2 separate regions of the Homo sapiens genome follow, and region 1 is linked to region 2. Evidence: read pairs that join two places in POLR2A ChIA-PET (ENCODE). Cell type or tissue: Panc1. All regions are shown on one strand. Each heading gives the region's core, and the rest is flanking DNA. Links, peaks and the distances in the headings are about the cores only.

Evidence for each region. ChIA-PET counts read pairs that join two places held together with the same protein. Peaks named below come from ENCODE experiments on the same cell type or tissue, not always from the same donor. Only the 100,000 strongest peaks of a DNase experiment are listed, where the experiment ranks them.
Region 1: POLR2A ChIA-PET joins it to region 2 with 8 read pairs; 5 of 35 experiments call an interaction of 5 or more read pairs at or near these places.

What each region holds. Positions count from the first base shown.
Region 1 is chr5:134,375,861-134,387,559 of GRCh38, forward strand. It overlaps UBE2B (ubiquitin conjugating enzyme E2 B), which reads left to right. Exons shown (of 6, transcript NM_003337.4): 3 at 809-834; 4 at 4,859-4,948. Among named protein-coding and RNA genes, the nearest start is that of UBE2B, 10 kb to the left of the region's middle. In Panc1, for the core only: no CTCF peak of the experiment used is centred there; no DNase peak of the experiment used is centred there.
Region 2 is chr5:134,134,244-134,145,942 of GRCh38, forward strand. It overlaps TCF7 (transcription factor 7), which reads left to right. Exons shown (of 10, transcript NM_003202.5): 4 at 3,816-3,921; 5 at 4,708-4,795; 6 at 7,942-8,061; 7 at 8,478-8,640; 8 at 8,750-8,857; 9 at 9,349-9,397. Among named protein-coding and RNA genes, the nearest start is that of TCF7, 25 kb to the left of the region's middle. RefSeq lists enhancers at 3,998-4,067, 4,078-4,247, 4,418-4,527, 5,119-6,096, 11,493-11,572 and 1 more. In Panc1, for the core only: CTCF peaks have their summits at 6,424 (motif pointing left) and 6,637; a DNase peak (open chromatin) is centred at 6,426; H3K27ac peaks cover 535 bases.

The DNA of each region.
Region 1 (11,699 bases), core at 1,983-9,982, 240 kb after region 2:
ATGTGGGGACAAGGATCTGAGCAAACAAATCTGGCTTTTTGGTGACAACTATGCTTAGCCTATTTGAACAAGAGTTATGGCTCCATTGGAAAGCAGGACACTTGGGTTTAGCATCATAACTAGAGTATTGCTTTACATCATATTGCTGTAAAATGAAAAGATGTCTTTTCCTCTTAAGAATATACATATGGGCCAGGTGCGGTGGCTCACGCCTCTAAATCCCAGCACTTTGGGAGGCTGCGATGAGTGGATCACCTGAGGTCAGGAGTTCGAAACCAGCCTGGCCAATATGGTGAAACCCCGTTTCTACTAAAAATACAAAAATTAGCCAGGCATCTGTAATCCCACCTACTCGGGAGGTTGAGGTAGGAGAATCACTTGAATCCAGGAGAAGGAGGTTGCAGTGAGCTGAGATCATGCCATTGCACTCCAGCCTGGGGGACAAGAGCAAAACTCCGTCTCAAAAAAAAAAAAAAAAAAAAAAAAAAATATATATATATATATACACATATGTACAAAATGACTGGTCAGTATTAATGAAAGTTTTTTTGTGCTAAAATTATGGGCAAGTTTTTTTGTTTGGTTTGGTAAAACCACCCTAAAAAGAAAGCTTAGAATGAAAGTTAATACTTTATGCCTGGGTCTATGAAAATCCAGGGCTAAGGTGTTACTAAACTCTATCTTAAAACTCCACAAATCATCAGAATGAGTCCCTCTTTTTCTGTTGAAGTTTATCCTTTCCATTCTTGAAAATCAAGAAAAAGCAGAATGAGAAACTTCTTTTAATCAGAAATCTTCTTGTTTTCAGACCAGAAGGGACACCTTTTGAAGATGGTAAGTCATACTCATTATGTTTTCTATAGTGTTATGAGGTTACTTTTTAGTAGAAAATTGTAACACCAACATATCTACTTGAAGCCATTTTCTATGGTTAATAGGCCAAGTTAAAAGTAAAGCTATGGAAAATTTATACTTCATAAGGGACTTCTTCCCACAGCAGCTTGGTCACCTCCATTGGTAACCAATATTAAAGGTTACTTTAATATTTTCCTGTATAACTGTAAGCCTGGATGGCAGTGTTTATGTTGAGAATAGTTTAAATTTAGGTGGCCTTAAAGATATCTCTGAGGTGAACACCAGAAGAGTAAATCATGCTTTTTTACTTTGTTATCTTTGATATTGACAGGGTGTTGAGCTGAAATTTTTCATAAACATACATAGCTGCCAGTAGTTTCAAGTACTACTAGCATTTAACACCCATAAGTAGTTATCATTTTGCATAATCTTTGGCATCTCAAGTTGGGTATTTTCATCAGGGGCTAGGAAAATGGGAAACTAGTTCTAATACCGAATTTATAATTGAACTTATCAAACTGATTTTAACCAGGAACTTAGACTTTTCCCAATTGTAGTGTTGGATTTTAAGAAATTATTAAACATCTTTGTTATCATTAACAAAATGACTTCAGAATTAATCCATCAAAAATATTTATCCGAGAATACTGACTGCAGCAGTTTGTAAGGACGTAACCTGAATGTCCAGTAGGAGAAATGGTTAAGCAAATTATGATGTATCTGGATTCTGGAATATGTACCTGTTAAAGAATAAGGTAGATTTGGACATACTGTCTTAAGAGGACAAAAAAACTGCACGATAATGTTTGTCGTAGCATCACATTTTTAGCAAATACATATATGCATGTGTGTCTATGTTAAAGGGTTATATATCAAACTGTTACCAGTGATTATCTGTGGGGGGGGTAAGGAGTTGAAGGAGGTACTTAAGGACGTTACCTTTTTTCTCTACATCAAGGGTTCTCAAGTGTGTGATCCATAAACCCCTTGGGGTCTTGGAGACCCTCTCGGGGGACCCATACGATCAAATCTCATCATACTAAGACTGTTGACCTTTGCATTGATGGTACAAAACCAATGGTGGCTATAACTACACCTAAGTAGTTTCGTATCTTAGAACAAATCAAGGCATTAGACAGTGGCACCAAACCATACTAATAGTGATTATATTCTTTGCATTTTAAAAGATGCCAGTTGGCCAGGGGCAGTAGCTCACACCTGTATAGCCAGCACTTTGGGAGGCTTAGGCAGGTGGATCATGGATCACTTGAGCCCAGGAGTTTGAGACCAGCCTGGGGGAGCCCTTCTCTACAAAAAATTAGCCAGGCATGGTGGTACATGCCTTTAGTCCCAGCTACTTGGGAGGATTACCTGAGCCCAAGAGGTCAAGGCTGCAGTGAGCCCTGGTGGAGCCACTGAGCTCCAGCCTGGGTGACAGAGTGAGACCTTGTCTTTAAAAAAGTTACCAATTTTTCTTAATTTCTTAATTTAAAGACATTTTTATTAGTATTAGGAAGCTCTGGACCCTTGAGTATCTATGTGGGTTTTTTTTGTTTGTTTTTTGTTTTTTGTCTCGCTCTCTCACCCAGGCTGGAGTGCAGAGGCGCAATCTTGGCTCACTGAAGCCTCCGCCTCCGAGGTTCAAGTGATTCTCGTGCCTCAGCCTTCCAAGTAGCTGGGATTACAGACATGTGCTACCATGCCCGGCTAATTTTTGTATTTTTAGTAGAGATGGGGTTTCACCATGTTGGCCAGGCTGGGGCCTTAAACTCCTGACCTCAGGTGATCTGCCCACCTTGGCCACCCGAAGTGCTGAGGCATGAGCCACACCCAGCCGAGTATCTGTCTTTTTAATATTCTGTATGATATGAAGTAGAATGTATGAACAAAGCACTTCTGCATGTCATAGTATGATAGTTGTCTGGAAGAAAAGCACTTCTACAGTTGTTTGAGTTGCAATTTGAATGACTTTTTTTCATGGAACATTTTTTACTTGAAAATACAGACAAGCTGTGGTTATTCAGGTTTGAATATATGGCAGACATATTCTCAGAAGTAATGTAATAAGCTCGGTGTGGTGGCGGGCACCTGTAATCCCAGCTACTCGGGAGACTGAGGCAGGAGAATTGCTTGAACCTGGGAGGCAGAGGTTGCAGTGCGCCAAGATCGCACCATTGCACCCTAGCCTGGACAACAGAGCAAGACTCCATCTCAAAAAAAAAAAAAAAAAACAGTGGGGGGATCTAAGTGGGTTGTTAGGTTAAGGATAGCAACTGAAGATATTTGTTGCTGTTGATAAAATAACAGCTTCCTGATACTTACTTTTTGATGAGATTAGTGGGTAGTGTTACCTGTTGTGATTTTTTTGATAGTATATAATGGAATATGGCAACATTTGGAGGATCTGTAAACTCGAGTCACCCAATATTTTGCAGATGTCCCATGAATAATAATACAAAACCATGAATGGGTAAAACACGTATGTGAAGTGAACAGATTTTAATGTAACTGAGTACAAAAAGTTGACTAATAATTTCAGATTCTATATTGCAGCAAACCTTTAAAAGAACTACCATTTCTTCTTTGGTATAATATCAAAACAGAATAGCTACAGTCACCTGAAAAAGCTATTCAAATACTACTTTTTTTGCTGGGTGCAGTGGTTCATGCCTGTAATCCCAGCACTTTGGGAGGCCAAGGTGGGCAGATCACCTGAGGTCAGGAGTTCAAGACCAGCCTGGCCAACATGGTGAAACGTCGTCTCTACTAAAAATACAAAAATGAGCCAGGCGGGATGGCACGTGCCTGTAATCTCAGCTACCCCAGAGGCTGAGGCAGGAGAATTGCTTGAACCCAGGAGACGGAGGCTGCAGTAAGCTGAGATGGTGCCATTGCACTCCAGCCTGGGCAACAGTGAGACTCTGTCTCAACAAAAAAAAAAAAAAAAAAGGAAGAAAGAAAGAAAGTACTCCTTTTTTCAAGTACATATTTGTGTGAGGCCAGATTTTCTTCATGTACTTAAACTAAACGGTATTGTAATAGATGGAGTGCAGAAGCAGATAAGAGAATCCAGCTATCTTCTGTTAAGCCAGTCATTAAAGAGACAGTTGCAAATATGTAAAACATTGCTTACACTTATCACCAACTTGGGGAGAAATATAATTTTAATTTATATTCTGTGTAATGGGTTTGCAGTTTAACCTACCTTTTTTTTTTGGAGACAGAGTCTTGCTCTTGTCACCCAGACTAGAGTGCAATGGCGCGATCTCTGCTCACAGCAACCTCCGCCTCCCAGGTTCAAGCAATTCTCTTGCCTCACCCTCCTGAGTAGCTGAGATTACAGGCACCCCCATACCCAGCTCATTTTTGTACTTTTAGTAGAGGTGGAGTTTGACCACGTTGGCCAGGCTAGTCTCAACTCCTGACCTCAGGTGATCCGCCCACCTTAGCCTCCCAAAGTGCTGGAATTACAGGCGTGAGCCACCCCACCTGGCTACAGTTATTTTTAATGAAGATTTTCTGAGTTAAAGTTTTTTTGTGTGTGTGAGACGGAGTCTTGCTTTGTCACCCATGCCAGAGCATAGCGGCATGATCTGGGCTCACTGCAACCTCCACCTCCTGGGAGGGTCCTTTGCCATGTGGTAGTCAGACCCTCTCAAAATCCTTTAACCAACTCCCATTCTAAGCTATAATAAACTATTTGTAGTTCTTCAAATATGCATTTTAAATCTTGGTAGCTAGGGCCTAGTTGCCTTCCAAAAATATGACAGTTAACACTCCCACCAATAGCAACATGAATGTGCTTGTTCCCCAACCGCTTGCCAATGCTGCGTGTTACCATTCTAACATAAATAGAGTATATTTAGGATGTTTTGTATGCCGAACCAACGTTGACATACTAACTTTTATGTGGTTGTACAAAAACCAGTATGCAGTTGAGAACTGATGAAGAGATTAAAAAGTCGTGCTTGTCTTTACTATAATTATTTTGTTTTCTCTCTAGGTACTTTTAAACTAGTAATAGAATTTTCTGAAGAATATCCAAATAAACCACCAACTGTTAGGTTTTTATCCAAAATGTTTCATCCAAATGGTAAGTAGCATTTTATAGATTTTGCAGATGATAGTGGGGAAAAGAGTTGTTTCCCTCCTTTTAGCTCTTTCACCTTACTTTTTACTGTTAGGGCTCACTTGTAGGTGTTGCTTCCATGTCCATGTGAGCCACGTATTTTGTTGTGGATTTTTTTTTTTTTTTTTTTTTTTTTTTTTGAGACGGAGTCTCGCTCTGTCGCCCAGGCTGGAGTGCAGTGGCGCGATCTCGGCTCACTGCAAGCTCCGCCTCCCGGGTTCACGCCATTCTCCTGCCTCAGCCTTGTGAGTAGCTGGGACTACAGGCGTCCACCACCACGCCTGGCTAATTTTTTATATTTTTAGTAGAGACGGGGTTTCACCATGTTAGCCAGGATGGTCTCGATCTCCTGACCTTGTGATCTGCCCACCTTGGCCTCCCAAAGTGCTGGGTTTGTTGTGGATTTTTGGTTTGTTTCTTATTTCTTCAGAGACAAAGTTATACTCTGTCACCCCTGCTGGAGTGCAGTGGTACAGTCACAGTTCACTGTTACCTCAAACTCCTGGGTTCAAGTAATCCTCCTGCCTCAGACTCCTAACTAGCTGGGACGACAGGTGTGGACCACCATGCCCAGCTAATTTTTTTGTTTGTTTTCTTTTTCTTTTTTGTAGACACAAAGTCTCTGTGTGTTGCCCAGGCTGGTCCTTGAACTCCTAGCCTCAAGCAGTCCTCCCACTTTGACCTCCCAAAGCACTGTGATTACAGGAATGGGCCATTTTTTCCAGCCTTTAGCTATGTTTCTGTAGCTAGACTCTTACAAAGCTTCCAAATTTGAGGTCAAGTTGTTTTAATAACTCCTGAATTAAAAGTAATACATGGTCGGGCATGGTGGCTCATACCTATAAACTCAGCACTTTGGGAGGCCAAGGTGGGCGGATCACCTGAGGTCAGGAGTTTGAGACCAGCCCGGCCAACATGGTGAAACCCCATCACTACTAAAAATACAAAAATTAGTCAGGCATGATGGTGGGCACCTGTAATCTCAGCTACTCAGGAGGCTGAGACAGGAGAATCACTTGAACCTGGGAGACGGAGGTTGCAGTGAGCTGAGCTCACAACACTGCACTTCAGCCTGGGTGACAAACCAAGACTCTGTCTCCAAAAAAACAAAGGTAATATGTAAGCCAGGCACAGTGGTGCACACCTGTAGTCCCAGCTACTCCAGAGGCTAAGGCAGGAGGGTGGCTTGAGGCCAGCCTAGGTAACATAGTAAGATCCTGTCTCTACTAAAAGAAATAGATAAAAGTATTATCTATTTATTTGTGGAATTGTGAAAAATAAGAAAAATCTGTTGGCTAAAATTAAGCTTTTCAAAAATACAATTTTGGCCAGGCGTGGTGGTTCATACCTATAATCCCAGCACCTTGGGAGGCCAAGGTGGGAAGGTTGCTTGAGACCAGGAGTCAGAGACCAGCCTGGGCAACATAGCGAGGTCCCATCCCTATAAAAAACAAAAAAAATATCAAGGCATGGTGGCGCACACCTGTAGTCTCAGCTACTTATGGAGGCTGAGGTGAGAGGATCACTTGAGCCCAGGAGGTCAAGGCTGCAGTGAGCCATGACTGTGCCACTGCACTCTAGCCTGGGCAACAGAGCAAGATTCTATCTCAAAAGTACAATTTTGCATATACAAAGTTGGAGTCAATGACCACACACAGTGGTTCATGCCTATTAATTCCAGCACTTTGGAAGGCTGAGGAGGGTGGATTGCTTGAGCCCAGGAGTTCAAGACCAGCTTAGGCAACATGGTGAAACCCTGTCTCTACAAAAAATACAAAAATTAGCTGGGCACAGTGGTGCGTACCTGTATTCCCAGCTACTAGGGAGGCCGAGGTGGGAGAATTGCTGGAGCCTGGGAGGTTGAGGCTGTAGCAAGCCATGATTGTGCCACCGCTCTCCATCCTGGGTGACAAAGCAAGACCCTATCTCAAAAAAAAAAAAGAAAATTGGGATGTTATATATAAAATAAGGTGTTTTTTTTGGTTTGTTTGTTTTTGTTTTTTTAATATACTGTGAACATTTTCCTTAATAAATATTCTGGGCTGAGTGCAGTGGCTCACGCCTGTAATCCTAGCACTTTGGGAGGCCAAGGCAGGTGGATCATGAGGTCAAGAGATCAAGACCATCCTGGTCAACGTGGTGAAACCTCATCTCTACCAAAAATACAAAAATTAGCTGGGCATGGTGGCGCATGCCTGTGGTCCCAGCTACTCGGGAGGCTGAGGCGGGAGAATTGCTTGAACCCGGGAGGCGGAGGTTTCAGTGAGCCAAGATCGCGCCACTGCACTCCAGCCTGGCAACAGAGCAAGACTCCATCTCAAAAAAATAAATATTCTGATACATCATTTTTAATGGCAAAATGTTCTGTTACATAGATTTATCATATTTTTAACCAGTGTCCAATTGTTGATAGTTTTCAGTTGTTTACAATTTTAAATAGCACTTTGAACATTCTTAAAAATCTTAAAAATTTTTTTGTTGTTGAGAAAAACACTTGCTGTGTCACACAGGCTGGAGTACAGTCGTGTGATCTCGACTCATCGCAACCATTACCTCCCGGGTTCAAGTGATTCTCTTGCCTCAGCCTCCTGAGTAGCTGGGACTGCAGATGTGTGCCACCATACCCAGCTTTTTTTTTTTTTTTTTTTTTTTTTTTGAGACAGAGTCTTGCTCTATCGGCCAGGCTGGAGTGCAGTGGCATGATCTCGGCTCACGGCAACCTCTGCCTGTTGGGTTCAAGTGATTCTCTTGCCTCAGCCTCCCAAAGCTGTATATCCAGCTAATTTTTATATTTTTAGTAGAGACGGGGTTTCACCATGTTGGCCAGGCTGGTTTTGAACTCCTGACCTCAGGTGATCCGCCTGCCTTGGCCTCCCAAATGTTGGGATTACAGGTGTGAGCCACCGTGCCCGGCCTCAAAATAAATCTTTTCAGATACTAATTATTATTTTGATTGAGTTTTTTGTTTGTTTTTTTAATTGCTGCATAACAACTAGACTAAGTTTTTTAAACGTGGGGATTACTGGGTCAGAGGCTTGTGTGTTTTTAAAGCTTTTAATGTCATTTTCCATTTTTTTCCTTCAGTGGAATTGTTCTCATTTTCACTTCATAGAGTAGTTTGTTACTATTCTTCACTAAACGATGGCTAATTCCTTTGTAATAAATTTGGTCTTCCTTGACATCTTGCTGTTTACATCTATTACATTTATATTTCTGTATTATAAATTACCATGTGAAAGACTTCTCCAAATTCTTGAAGCTCCTCTTCAGTCTCACAGCCTTTGCTCATTTAAATGTGGCGTTCCCCATCAGCCAACTCACTTTCAGGAAGAACATTTTCAGAGGTCCTCTTGGTCGTGTCTCTAGTACTGCAGAATACATTATAGAGCTCCCTACCCAGAGGAGAGATGTGTTTCGTTTGTGTCTGGAATCAAGGTGACTTTCCAGTAATAGATACTACCTTTGGCACTTCATTTCTGTGAAGTTGCTTTTTCCTTCTAGCTGCCTTTTTTGCTTTTTTTTTTGTCCAAGACAGGTTTAATTTTATTTTCTGTTTCTCTTTTTGGGGAAGTTCCCAGGTCATTTACCATTTATTCCACTGTAGCTTTATCTTGCTTAGACTTGTTATTGAGTCAAACCAAACCAATTATGATAAGGGGGTCTTTAAATAAAGGTGGGAAAGACTGTAGAATGAGTAAGGGATATAAATATAGGGTTATCACTTAAGCAAATTTTTAAGAAACCACAGTGTATTTGGTTTTCACATCTCTTCATATTTATAGCATGGTTTCCCTTTTATTCTGCTGAGTACTTTTTTATAATTTAACTTTCTGGTTTATTTTTTTAAAAACATTTATTGAAATATAATTTACACACCAAGCTGTTGACCCACTTAAATTGTACAACTCAAATGGTTTTTAGCATAATCATAACCATCACCATGACCACTTTAAAAACAACAAAAAGCCCCATAACTATTATCTTAGCAGTCAACTCTGTTTGTCTTAACCCTCCCCGCTTCAGTCCTAGGTAAGTGTTACCCCTAACGTGTTTTCCCTCTAGATTTGACTATTCTGGATATTTCATATAAATGGAATCTTATACTATGTGGTCCTTTGTGACTGACTTCTGTCACCCAGCATAAAGTTTTCAAGGCTCATCTATGTTGTGATATAATAGTATCTGTGATTCATTTTTTATTGTTGAATAATATTCCACTGTATGGATATTCTGTATTTTGTTCATTAGTTGATAAGATATTTGAGTTCTGATTTACTTTTGGATTCTCAGAAATAGTTACTCAGAACTTTAAAATTGTTTTACACTTTTATGGGTTTTACAGAGTTACTAATTTTTGCTTTGGGCAGCTAAGTTTGATGTTTCTGTGGGATGGACAGTAAGTTGGCTTTGAAGCTGAGAGATAGATCTAGGCTAAGGCCAATGATTGGGAATACTGAGCACATGGATGGTAACTGAGGCCACAGGAGTCAATAGGATTGCCCAGTGTGTGTGTAAAGGGTAAGAAGGAAAAGGGCTTAGGATAGAGTCTGGAAGAATCACAGTGTTTAAGTGTGATTTGCTCCCCACTCTCTGTTATGGTTTGCTCCATGAAATGGTATCTGTAACATTTAAATGAATTTACTCTTTGTTTTACATAGCAGTTCACTTCTAGAAATTTTTTCTACAGATAGTCTCACAATTGGGCAAATACTTAACGTTCATTGCTTGTATTTTCACAGAATCAGTCTAAAAAGGGAAGAACCCTCCCAGATGTTCAGGACTTTTGATACCTGTTAGTCACTTGATTTTTTTTTTTAATGAAAGGAATATGTATACTCATTGCACAAATAAATCATAAACACAAGGAAGGATAAAGAAAATAAGATAGGCCAGGCACGGTGGCCCACGCCTGTAGTCCCAGCACTTTGGGAGGCTGAGGCAGGTGGATCACGAGGTCAGGACTTCGAGACTAGCCTGGCCAGCATAGTGAAACCCCGTCTTTACTAAAAATATAAAAAATTATCCAAGCATGGTGATGTGTGCCTGTAATCCCACCTACTTGGGAGGCTGAGGCAGGAGAATTGCTTGAACCCAGGAGGCGGAGGTTGCAGTGAGCCGAGATCACGCCACTGCACTCCAGCCTGGGTGACAGAGCGAGACTCCATCTCAAAAAAAAAGAAAAAGAAAAGAGGATCATCTGCTGGGGGCGCTGTGGCTCACACCTGTAATCCCAGCACTTTGGGAGACCGAGGTGGGCAGATCACCTGAGGTCAGGAATTCGAGACTAGCCTGGCCAACATGGTAAAACCCCATCTCTACTAAAAATACAAAAATTAGCTGGGTCGTGGTTGTACATGCCTGTGATCCCAGCTACTCGGGAGGCTGAGGCAGGAGTATTGCTTGAACCCAGGAGGTGGAGGTTGCAGTGAGCCGAGTTCTCACCACTGCACTCCAGCCTGGACAACAGACTGAGAATCCATCTCAAAAAAAGAAAAAAAAAAAGGGCCGGGCACAGTGGCTCATGCTTGTAATCCCAGCACTTTGGGAGGCCGAGGCAGGTGGATCACCTGAGGTCAGGAGTTCGAGACCAGCCTGGCCAACATATGGCAAAACCCCGTCTCTACTAAAAATGCAAAAATTAGCTGGGCGTGGTGGTGGGCACCTGTAATCCCAACTACGTGGGAGGCTGAGGCAGCAGAATCCCTTGAACCTGGGAGGCGGAGCTTGCAGTGAGTTGAGATTGCACCATTGCACTCCATCCTGGGCAACAAGAGCGAAACTCCATCTCAAAAAAAAAAAAGGAAAAGAAAATAAGATCATCCATAACCCTACTATTACAAATATCCACTACTTACATTTTGACATTCGGTCTTAGAAATGTTTTTTGACTACATATACTTTAAATGAATTTATATAAAACTTTTTAATCAAAATAGGAAATTATAAATAATTAAAAACTTATTTTTAAGGTAATAGTCTGTGGATGTCTTACTCTATAAACAGTAGATATGTATCATTTCTGGTGATTGTGTTGCTATTGCTTATATGAATGTATCAGTTGTTTATTTAGCCAGTTCCCTCTTTTATGGACCACAAGGTAGAATTAGTTTTTCACTTTTTTTTTTTTTTTTTTAAGATAGAGTCTCGCTCTGTCGCCCAGGCTGGAGTGCAGTGGCGTGATCTGAGCTCACTGCAACCTCTGCCTCCTGGGTTCAAGCAATTCTTCTGCCTCAGCCTCCTGAGTAGCTGGGACTACACGCATGCACTACCATGCCTGGCTAATTTTTGTATTTTTAGTAGAGACAGGGTTTCACCATGCTGGCCAGGCTGGTCTCGAACTCATGACCTCATGATCCACCCGCCTCGGCCTCCCAAAGTGCTGGGATTATGGGTGTGAGCCACTGCGCCTGGCCTTCTACTCTTATAAGTAGTATTATAGTGAACATCCTGTAAGTAAATCTTTGTGCATGTCCACGTTTATTTCCTTAATTTCTAGGAGTGTAATTGCTATGTCAAAAATAAGCAGTTTTTTAAAAGCTTTAAGAATATTTAGAAATACGGAATTTAAATAGATTGCTAAATGATGTGTGTTGAAGAAATTTAACTCAAAGCCTCCTGATCATAACATGCTGTCTTAGTTCATTTTCTGCTACAACAGAATAGCAGGGACTGATAATTTGTAAATTTGTAAATAATAGTAGTTTGTTTGGCTCAT
Region 2 (11,699 bases), core at 2,036-10,035:
CCCTGGCTCAGCTCCTTAGGCTTCCCTGCCTATTCTGCTAGCCAGGCGCTCGGTCCATCCCAAGGGTCAAAGAGCCAGAGCCAAGGCTGGATGGCAAGGCCTCCTCTGAAGCAGGAGCTTAGACTCGAAAGCCCCCCATGCTCCAGGCATTTGTGCCCTAAGGTGGTGAATGGTGGAATGCTTTCTGGCAGGATCCAATGTTCCTGAAGGAGTAGGCCCTGAGGCTCAGTCTCCGTGCCCTCAGCTGTCACGAGGCCTGGTCAGGGCTGATGTTGCCTGGCTGGCTGGTGTTATTCTAGGAACCTGTTAGGATAAAAACACCCCAGGGGTTTCCAGGAAACTTCCTACTTTAACAGGCCCTTGGCTCCTTCTCCCTGGAACTTTAGGACAGAGGAGAACTTTTGCATCTGTGACCAATGAGGTGAGTAGGACTGGTATTCTCATCTCCGTTTTACAAGGAGAGAAAATGCAGCCCCAGAGAAGGATGAGACTGGCCCAGGATCCTCCAATAAAAGGTCAGTGAAAAGGTCAGCAAGCCTAGAGCCAGGCTTCCCAACCTACCTCACATCATGGCACACTTTCAGCATTATCACTGGAGTAAATGAAGAAGGATGCTGGAGGCTAAAGCACCCATGGGAAGCCCCAGGCATTGTGAACAAGGAAGAGAGTAGAAGGTGCTGGGGTTACAGAGGGAGCAGGAGCCAGATCACGTAGAGCTTTACTTATTTGAGACAGCATCTCACTCTGTCACCCAGGCTGGAGTGCAGTGGCACAATCACGGCTCACTGCAGCCTCGATCTCCAGGGCTCCAATGATCCTCCTCCCTCAACCTTCTGAGTAGCTGAGGCTACAGGCATGCACCACCATGCCCAGCTAGTTATTTTTATTTTATTTTTAGTAGAGACAAGGTCTCGCTATGTTGCCCAGGCTGGTCTTGAACTCCTGACCTAAAGCAGTCCTCCTCCCTCAGCCTCCCAAAGTGCTGGGATTACAGGCATGAAGCCACTGCGCCCAGCCCACAGAGAATTTTGTAGGCCCCAGGTCAGGAGATACCGTGGGAAGCCACTGGAAGCTTTAGGCAGAAGTGACACGATCTGATTCCTGTTGCTGCTGGATTGAGGACTGGCGGAGGGGCAGGAGAGAAGCATGGGTCTAAGGAGGGAGCTGCTGCAGTCATCCAGGTGCAAAGTGATGGTGGCTTGGACTGGGTGCGGGCAAGGAGGAAGTGGTGGGATTCTAGACACATTTTGAAGGTAGAGCATTAGGATTTGCTGACAAATTGGATATGGAGTATCAGAGAAAAAGGAGTCAAGGATGACTCCAAGATCTTTAGTCTGAGCAGCTGAAAGGATGGAGTTACCATTAACTGGGTAAGAAGACAGGGAGGAGCGTTTGGGGCAGGAAGTCAGAGGTTCCGATCTGGATATGTTGAGTTTAGGGGGCATTTCAGACCACCAAGTAGAGTTGAGTAAGCATTTGGAAAGTAGAGTTCCTAGAAGTGGGGCTGGAGAAGAAATGTGGAGTCATCACATGAAGATGTTTAAAGCTGTAAACCCAGATGAGAGGAAGATGGGAGCCAGAAACAAGGTCAGGAAGGAGTGGCCCATGAAGCTGGAGGAATATCAGGCAGTGTGGCATTCTGCAAGCCAAGTGAAGAAACTCTTTCAAGGAAGTGGGAGAAACCAATTGTGTCTGATGCTGCAGAGAGGTTGGATAAAATGAAGACTGAGAATTGACCATTGAGTTCAGGATGGTGGAAGTCACTGGGACTTTGACAAGAGTCATCTAGTGGAGGGATGGGGCAAGAGACTGTCTGGCTGGGTTGAAGGGAGAATGAGGGCTGAGAACTAGGGGCAGTGAATGGGGACAGGTCTGCTGAGGTTTCTGTAAAAGGGAGTGAGACAGGAGGTGGTAGCTGGGGGAGGATTTAGAGATGGGAGAAATGGCAGCCTGTTTGTACCCTGATGGGAATGAGACAGGGTTTACAAAGTGCATGACACAGTCCCTGGCATGTGGCAGGTACCAGATACCTGAAGGAGTGCACATGTGTCCACATACCCTGCAGCTGCCCCAGCCTCTCTTCTTCCTTGCTAGCCACCTATAGGGACATCAGCCCCTGTCTGCCTGAGGAAAGGAGGAAGCCTGTGAAGCCCTGTTATGTAAGGCTCCTCCCGGTGGGCAGATGGATGAGCAGGGCCCTGACAGGTGGCAGTGTCAGCACCTTCCCCAAGACCTGAGGGGAAGGGTGAAGGCTGTAGCCCGGAGGCAGGAATGTGAGGAAAGATGCCAGCAACAGGGCTGTTGCTGGCAGGTGTGGGAGCCTGTGCCCAGCTGGGAGCTTCATGTCTTGGCTACAGCAGGGCTTATACCCAGCCTTCCATCTAGGCTTGCCCTGGGCTTCCAATAACCAAGTGCCGAGGGACTGTGCCAGGCCTCCTCACCATGAGCCACCCTTCTCCAGGCCTGGTAATAAAGGGGCCATGAACCCTATTCACTACTAGGAGAGATGCCTGAAGCTCTTAAGGAGTCTGGCTAAATTCACCCAGTCAGGAATTGCACTCACAGAGTGGGGACGAACCCAGGCCACAGCCCCTCATTACTGACTTGCTCCAAAGATGTCCCGTTTCCTCTGTGCCAGGAGTCAGAGATCACTCATCCATGCTCCCAGCCAACAGCATCCTTGCAAACGGGCTTTTCAAAGTGGGAAGTTGAACCTTGGTTGCAGATGATGTCTCCAGGGCCCTGACCCGTGCAGATGTGCACTGAGGATACTGTAGAGCTGGGCCTTGGCCCTGGCAGTGACTCCCTGCAGCCAGGTCTTCCTGGGGAGCCCCTCCTTCCAGCCTGCTGACTGAATCGTCTCTTGATAGAGCAATGCAACTAGTGTTAAGAGTCTTGGCTGGGCGCAGTTGGCTCACGCCTGTAATCCCAGCACTCTGGGAGGCCGAGGCAGGTGGATCACTTGAGGTCAGGAGTTTGAGACCAGCCTGGTCAACATGGCGAAACCCCATCTCTACTAAAAATACAAAAATTAGCCGGGTGTGGTGGCGGGTGCCTGTAATTCCAGCTACTCGGGAAGCTGAGTCAGGAGAATCGCTTAAACTGCCAGGAGGCGGAGGTTGCAGTGAGCCGAGATCGCGCCACTGTACTCCAGCCTGGGCCACAGAGTGAGACTCTGTCTCAAAAAAAAAAAAAAAAAAAAAACAGAGAAAAAAGAAAAGTAAGAGTCCTGCGGTGCTGAGGAAACAGGAAGTACGGGGGCTGGGCAAGGATGGCCCTGGAGGAAGCCAGGCCCCATCTCCCCTGATTTAGGGGATTGAGGAGGGCCCTTCCCTGTGTCAGAAAATCCTGTTAGGCCTGAGCTAAGACAAATGGTCAGACTCAGAATCCCCAGACTGGGGGCTAGAAGATGAGGAAAGATAGCTGTGCTTCTTCCAGGGTGTGCTGGGGTAGGCCTGGGTCCTCAGGCCATGCCCTGCTTTAGGGGGCTGGAGGCTATAAGCAACCTCCCAGACAAGCCAAACCTGAGATGAGGAGGCCAATAAGGGTTTTCTGGACAGGGGAGACGCACCTCCAGGAATTGAGTGCCCAGAAAGACCAAGAGGCTTTCTAGGGGGTGGGACTGCTTGGGCAAAGTCTTGGGGGCTAGTGGGCGGGGTACTGGACACTGTGACTTGAGTGGTACCCCCTTCGCTGAGGCCTGTGGTTTTGGCCACCACTTTTCTTTGACAGCTGGGCTTCCTGTATACCCTCATCCCAGTGTCTTCCTCCCTCAGGACTCGCCACACTCACCCACCCTCCTTCTCATTTTTCAGCACAAGGCCAATCAGCCCCCCCACGGTGTCCCCCAACTCTCTCTCTACGAACATTTCAACAGCCCACATCCCACCCCTGCACCTGCGGACATCAGCCAGAAGCAAGGTACAAGCCTGGGATGGGGAGGGGCCCAGTGAAACCAGAGCCTAAGGGCCAAGACCCCAGCTTCTGAGACCAGGTAGCTGGGTCCATTTTATAACTGGAGAACCTGGGGCTGTGCAAACTAAGGGCCCAAAGAAAATACCAGAAAGATGGACTGGGGGTATAAGGGCATCAGAAAACTGGAAAAGGTGGTGCTAGGTCAAAATGTGAAGGCTTCAGGTTGAAGCCTAAATCCCATGGGTGACCCCGCTGCCAGTATGGCAGCATTGCTGAGAACTGTAAAACTGTAGCCTTTCCTCCTCTCAGTGAGAAAATGGAAAGTGGTGGTTGTGATGGCTGATTCACCTCAGCCTCAGGCAAAGTCATTCTGAAATCCCTCATTGTCAGCTGTGGGAAACCTGCTGACTCAACCCTGGGGGGCAGGTGGAGCCTTGGCTCCCCAGGCTGGGCTCCCCTAGACCAGGGGCCTGCCTCCTGCCCAGAAAGCTAGGCTGGAGTCCCCCGAGCAGAGATGCCCCAATGCCTCCATGCCTGAGTGACTTCAGCTCTGCCTACTGGCCCCCTAATGTCTTAGGCAAGTCACCCCAGCCCTCTGCCCTGGGTTCCCTTGTCTGTCAAAGGGGCACTATTATCACACTGGGATCCTCCTGAATAAACTAGTTTATGTCTGGTCCTCTAGCAAAGCTGGTGGGATCTTAAGGCCCCTGTAGGAGGTTCTAGGATGCAGTAACTGCTGATATGGCCTGCCAGGTCAGGCTAGCCCACTCACTCAGCTTCTCTCCTCTGCAGTTCACAGGCCTCTGCAGACCCCTGACCTCTCTGGCTTCTACTCCCTGACCTCAGGCAGCATGGGGCAGCTCCCCCACACTGTGAGCTGGTGAGTGTGGGCCCAATGGGAAAGGGGTACCGTGTGCTGGTCAGACCAAGACCTGCCTGCCCTTCCATTTCCTCCTCCATCCCTCTTGGCTGGCCACCCTGCTGCCAGCTCTGTTTAGATGCCAGGGGCTGGCCAGCAACTCTGTCCTAACCTGGCTCTGAGCTAGGGGTCCTCATGTACCCCGGCCTGCATTCCCCAGGGAGCCTGACATACTCCCTTTGGAGAGGCAGGAGAGCTGGTCCCTGGTCCCAGCCCTGTCTCCCTCAGTGTCCAAGAGATCCCCTTAGATGGGAGAACTCTGGGCTGCTAAGGGACCTCCAGGGCCATATGAGTAACTGAGGAAGAAAGGTGGGCCCGAGCAGGGAGGGGACAGCATGAGTGGCTACCAGAGAGGCTGCTGCTTCTCAGCTCACTGGCCTCAGTGCCTACTGCTTTTGGTCCTTTCCTTGGCTGAGCTGCTTGAGGGGCAGTGTCCCTCCCTGCCCCTGTGGTGCCTGCTTAAGCCCAAGCCTCTGACCAGCCTGCTTGGAGATTCTTAAGGCTGGACCAGGAAAAGGAAGCCTGGCCCCCTAAGCCAGTAGGCCTGACTATGGGCCAAAGGGCCTGTCCTCAGCTGGAGTTGGGCCTTGGCAGGCTACTTGGCCCTTTACTCATCAACGATAGTTTGAGCTGCGCAGGTCTCTAGCCTATTTCAGAGAGCTGGGCTGTGGCAGTCACCCAACAGCAGGAAAACTTGGCTCCCCAAGGAGATCGGGCAGGCCAGAGGCCCAACCTGTGGCCCACTTGCCCTTTACCCATGGTCAGCACCCTCCTCCGTTCCAGCTTCTCCTTGGACAATCCATTCTGAATACAAATTAAGACTACTCCCATGAATACCCCTAGGATCAAAGCGTGGCAAGATGCTCAAGAGCCCAGCCTTACTGGACTAGACCAGGGTTCCGTGGATGCAAATCTGTAGGCCAGCCTTTCAAAAGCATCCCCTAGGCCAGCAGTGCTGAAGACCAAGAGAGTTGAGCCTACAGCAGATTTTACCCACCAAGGCTGTAAGGAGGGGACTTCAGGCAGCCCTGTGCTCTCGGCTTCCACCCGGTGGCACTTGGCTGTGAGGAAAGAAGTAGGGGTATTTAAGCCATCTCTCCACTGAGCCCTATTGTGTGCCGGGCAGGGTTCTGGGCACCAGGGAAGTCGGCACTGCTGAAGCCAACTGATCGTTAGGTCCCTGCCCTCTCAGAACTCAGTCTACCTCGTGGGCAACCCAGGCAAAAAACCAGACAGTTACAGGGCACTGTTGGTAGTGCTCTAGTTAGGGACTGTAGGAGCCCAGAGAGGTACCTCATCCAGCTTGGAATCTCAGGGATTTGAGGAGGAAGGGTCACTTAGCTAAGGAAGACCTGAAGGATGACCAGGAATTGAAGCAGGCAAAGTGGTGCAAAACAATCCAGTGTTAACAGTGGCTGCAATGGCCCCAGGACAGATATCAGCCCTATACCGTCAAAGAAACAGAAGCAGGCTGGAGGGGCCCAGGGGCCTGCTAAGCTGGGTCCCAGGAGAAGGATACCATTTCCATCCCTCAAGCACCCATACAAGTTTATAGAGGGAAACCGCACAAGCTGCCCTCTGGTGGCAGATGCTTGAAATTCCAGCAGAGGCCCATCTGTCTCACAGGATGGGTCAAGGCCTGCCTAGCAAGGTAGGGAAGTCTTTCCTCGTGTCTGGCCAGCAGCCAGACTGCTAACAGCTATCTCTCCCAACCACAGGCCCAGCCCTCCTCTCTACCCCCTGTCCCCTTCCTGCGGATATAGACAGCACTTCCCTGCCCCCACTGCAGCCCCTGGCGCCCCCTACCCCAGGTGAGTCCCCTACACTGCAGCTAGGCTCCTGCTTCCTGTTGCCCAGGCTTCAGAGCCCACACAAGGCCATGCCCAGGCCAGTGCTTGCCCTGTGTTAGTCGTTTGTCCATCTGTCCGTCTGTCATTTTGCAGCCCCCTGCTGTCCTGTGCCTGAGAATGAAGCTAGTGCAAGTGCCAAGAGGCCTCAGCCTGGGCCACACCGTGCAGCAGAGCACCACAGAGGCCAGGACAGTACAGGCATATGTGGCTCAGCCCGTGTGCAGATGTGTGTGCACTCACCTCTGTTCTTCATCCCTACTTAGAAGGACTCTCCTGGGCATCCCCTGAGCTTTGCCCAAGCTGAGACAGCACCTTTTACCTAAGTCCCCAACCTCTGACCCTTAGGGGCTGCTGGCTCAGGGATAATACCTGTGCAAGCAGTAAGGGGCAGAATGGTCTCCACAGAATAGCAAGAAAGTGAAGTGGGAGGTGTGTGTACATGGATCCCTTCACTTAGGTCACTCCTTCAGTGACAGACTCAGTGCAAATATGCAATGGCAGGGGATTCCACAGACATTTGCTGCCCACTGGAGCTCACAGCCCAGTATAGCAAGTGTAGACATGGCACCGGCAGCTTAATGGGCCAGCTGAGTGATGGGGAAGCCCCAAGGAGACCTCACCAGGCCTGATGGGTCAGGGAGAGCTTCGCGGAAAGAGTAATAGATCTTTTGCGAGAAGAAAACAAGGGAACAGCCATAACTGGGGCTGCCGGGGAACGGAGAGGGACAGGAAGCAGAGGAGAAGAGAAGGGGCTAGCAACAGCAGCAGGATGCTCATGCAGGGCTGTGCAGGCCCTTGGGAGCAGCCTGGGTTCTATTCTTTGGACGCTGGGGGAATTTCAGCCGAAGCAGGCCAGGAACATTCAGGTGTCTCTAATGGTTACTCTGGCTATTGTGTGGAGAGAGGCCTGGAAGGGTCAAGCAGGAGAGGGATGAGGCCTCACAGGGCAGCCACAGGCTCCTGAGGCTGGGTTGGTAGGGGAAGGACGTGAGAAGGGGACAGATTCAAAAGCTACTTGGGACCTATGTAGTAACCATCTGAATGGCAATCTATGTAGATTTTTGCAGTGTGTCTGTGTAGTGTGCTGGGAGCAGGTATTTGTATTTATCTCTGTGTACTTATGTCTAGGCCAGTAGGATAGAGTATCTATCTGTTCACCTGTGTCCTCAAGTTATGTATTATGCAGGGGCCTCTGTGTGTGTCCAAAGGTCTGGCCCATAATTCTTGGCTCAGTGTTAACTTTCTTCCTGCCTCCAGGTTCACCCACCCATCCTTGATGCTAGGTTCTGGTGTACCTGGTCACCCAGCAGCCATCCCCCACCCGGCCATTGTGCCCCCCTCAGGGAAGCAGGAGCTGCAGCCCTTCGACCGCAACCTGTGAGTGAAAAGACAATGATGGCAGGGGGTGTGTCAGTCAGGATACACATGCCTCCCCACCAGGCCTGAGGACTGCCACGAGGTCCCTGCCTAAGCTGTTTCGTGCCTCTGGCTATGTTTTTGATCCTCAGAAGTAGGAGGGGGTGGGTGGGATGGGGAACAAGGATTTTTCTGAGCCAACAGAGGAGGGGCTCAGAAGTCCTTAACACATGCTTTTCCCACTTGTCTGTAGTGTTCCTATAAGGAACAGTTACTTAGCTGTCTGCTCACCCATTTGGGGGCAGCTAGGAAAGATTCCACTTAGAAAACTCTGGTATCATACACTTAGGCACACTCTAGGCCCACGCTAGAGGAGGAGGCTGCAATTAGGTGGGCACTCGGGGGGCTCCTGAACAATCTGGATTTGTGCCCCTCAGGAAGACACAAGCAGAGTCCAAGGCAGAGAAGGAGGCCAAGAAGCCAACCATCAAGAAGCCCCTCAATGCCTTCATGCTGTACATGAAGGAGATGAGAGCCAAGGTCATTGCAGAGTGCACACTTAAGGAGAGCGCTGCCATCAACCAGATCCTGGGCCGCAGGGTGAGACCATGGGCAGGTGGGCTGGCAGGGATGCTCCCCGACCATCTTCAGCCTGGTGCAGCCTGCTGACTCCCTGATGCACCCCACCTGCCCCTCTTCCCTGTTGCAGTGGCACGCGCTGTCGCGAGAAGAGCAGGCCAAGTACTATGAGCTGGCCCGCAAGGAGAGGCAGCTGCACATGCAGCTATACCCAGGCTGGTCAGCGCGGGACAACTACGTGAGTGCCTAGTGACACACAGCAGGGGTGGGCAGGGGACCCTTTGAGATACCATGCCCCAGGCCACAATCTCAGTAAGGAACGCAGAACTACTGTCCTGAAGGCACCGATGAGGAAGGGCACGGAGGGTCCAAGGCCTCCCATGGCTGCCTCAGAAGAGGACAAGCCCACATCCTATTCTCCACTCCAGAATATGCTCACACATGAGCTGTTACCCAACATTTGATTGGGCCACATGGGCAGAAGGGGAGAAAGGGGTCTGGAAGTCACCTCCTTCCATTCAAACTGGAGACCAGATTGGGGTGAGGGAAGAGCTTCTAAATGCACTCCATAGCAGCCTAGCAAGACCAGCAATCAAGAAACACCAGCACCCCAAGGTAGGAGGGGCCTGTACGCCCAGAATCCCAGGGTTACCCAAGCTAGGCAGCAGGCTGTGGGTATCCCAATGTCTGCCTCCCAGATCTGAGCATCCCTCCTTTTGTTCCCTGCAGGGGAAGAAGAAGAGGCGGTCGAGGGAAAAGCACCAAGAATCCACCACAGGTGAGACCTTCTCTCAGCAGCAGTGGAGGCTCCTCTCCATGTCCCCATTTCAAGAGCAGCCCTCCTCTGACCCAAAGGGAGGAACGCGGTACCCAGCTAGGAGCCTTCAGGGCCTGGGGCCTATGAAAACAAGGCCTGCATCTCACAAGTCAAATTCCCATGCAAGAAACAGCTATATTATACTAAGTCCCAGGGAAACCCAGCAGAACTGGCTTCTGCTGGGTAGAATTGGAGTAGATGGTGCGTTCCTCTGCCTTGCACCCACTACCTTTGCTAGCTCCACTCACCAGAGAAACCAGCAAAGAACTGACTGTATGGTTTGATGCTTAGCCCAAACAATGTCCTGGCTAGTTCTGCTGAGACTGGGAGAGGCTGAGCTAGGCCCCATGACTAGGCCCAGTAGACACACAGCCTACTGGCTGGAGCCTGGCAATTTATCACCCCCACTTCAACATTTTTCATGGCAGTGCAAAGTGCTCTATGTAGAGAAGCCCACACCCTGCTGCAGGCCTCCTTCCTAAGGGTGAATTCCTGCCTCTCTGGTAACTGAGACTCCACATCCCTGACCACCTCAGCCGTGCTGTCCCCACACAGGGAAGCTGGAGGCTAGGACTGGGACAGAGCAGGGCAGAGTTCCTAGCCCTTTTTCCAAGGCAAAGAATAGGCCCTTCCTTCCATCTGCAAGTGTGTAGAACAGCATAAGGTATAGCCTTCAGCCTTATCCCTTGAAGGAATGTAGGTCAAGAATGAAGAAAAACTGGATAAAATGGGTAGGGAGTTGGGGAGGAGGTGGGTGGCCCTAGGGCATAAAAGGCTGGATCTCCATGGTCTTCCTTGGGCCCCTCTGCAGCCTCCATGCTGCAAGGGCCCCACAAGCCACAGAGATGAGCCAGATTGACAGGACTCCCTCCCTCCCATTCTTCCCACTGCCTCTACTGCGTACCTGGGTGCCCACCTTTCCTGATATCTTGGCTCTGGGCTCTTGGGCTCCCACTGGGGCTGGCTGTGCCATGGAGAGGCCCACTCTGCCTATGGGGGCTGTAGGGTGTCTATAACTGGCTAACACTGATGTTACCTCTTCTTTCTGGGCCCTGCTCTGCCCCGCTGCCTGCTCGCCCTCTGCCCTGCTCTACCCCTCTGGCATGGCTGTGAGCAGACCCTGGCTCGCCTAAGAAATGCCGTGCTCGCTTTGGCCTCAACCAGCAGACGGATTGGTGTGGTCCGTGCAGGTGGGTTTGTCCCCACCATCGTTCTCCCTTTGCTTTAAGCTGCTTCCCTGACTCTGCACATGTTCCACTGGGCCTGCAGCCCACTCCTTTGGCCCCTCAGCCCACTAGCATACTCAGCAGATTGGGAGCCCAGGCCTCCTGAGAATAGTAGTAAATACTGAACACAGCGCGTGGAGAAGACCACTTGGGTCTAAGTGCAGGAGGATTGGAGAGAAAGACACAGAATGTTCCAGAAAGGAAGGACAGACTCAAGAAGGCAGCTCTGATGCCAGTGGGCCTAGCAGGTCCTCAGCAAACAGACAGCTCAGCCACCACTAAGGGGGCCTGGAGCCCATTCTACCAGGCCTCAAAGTCATTATGGCCCATGGGCTCCCTCACTTCCTCTTCAAGATGGGATCCCTGCCTGTACCATCCTGAGCCCTTAATCTGAAAAAGCAAGGTGACAACAACACAGAACCATCTGGTTGCCAGGTAGCCTTATGACTTGCTATCTTGTACCTACTGATACCAAAGGGCTGGAGAGGCTGGGGGAGAGGACCCAGGGGGTACCCTGGGCTGTCTGAGGGAAAGGGCTCATGTGTTTCACCATACAACAGAGAAATACTTGTGGGTGTGACAAGGTTTACCCAACAAGTGGTTAAAGTTTCCTCAGTCAGTTTCAGGCCAGGCCTGGCAGGGCTAAGATAGAGGGTACTCCAGGCAGTAAGGCCACTGGCTCTAAGGAACACTTGTCCAGCCTCTCAGTGTACCCACCACACTCCCTGTCCAAGGGCAAGGAGGAGTTTGGGGTGTGTCTGTGTATCCACATACATATGCACGGTGGGAAACAACCCTGTCTTCAGGGGAAGTTCTATTCCATTCATTCCATCAGAGACAAACTGGCCCAGAGAACTCAAGGATGGTAATGGACAAGAGTCACTGTCCATGTCTTCTTCCTCTAGCCCAGCTTGAGGACTGGGATGGCTGGGCAAGGAAGCCATAGGCATTGCGGCCCCTTGCCTTGGTGCAGATGTGAGTCCCACAAACACATCTGGAGAAGCTCAAAGGCCGGGACTGGGAGATGACTCCCTTGG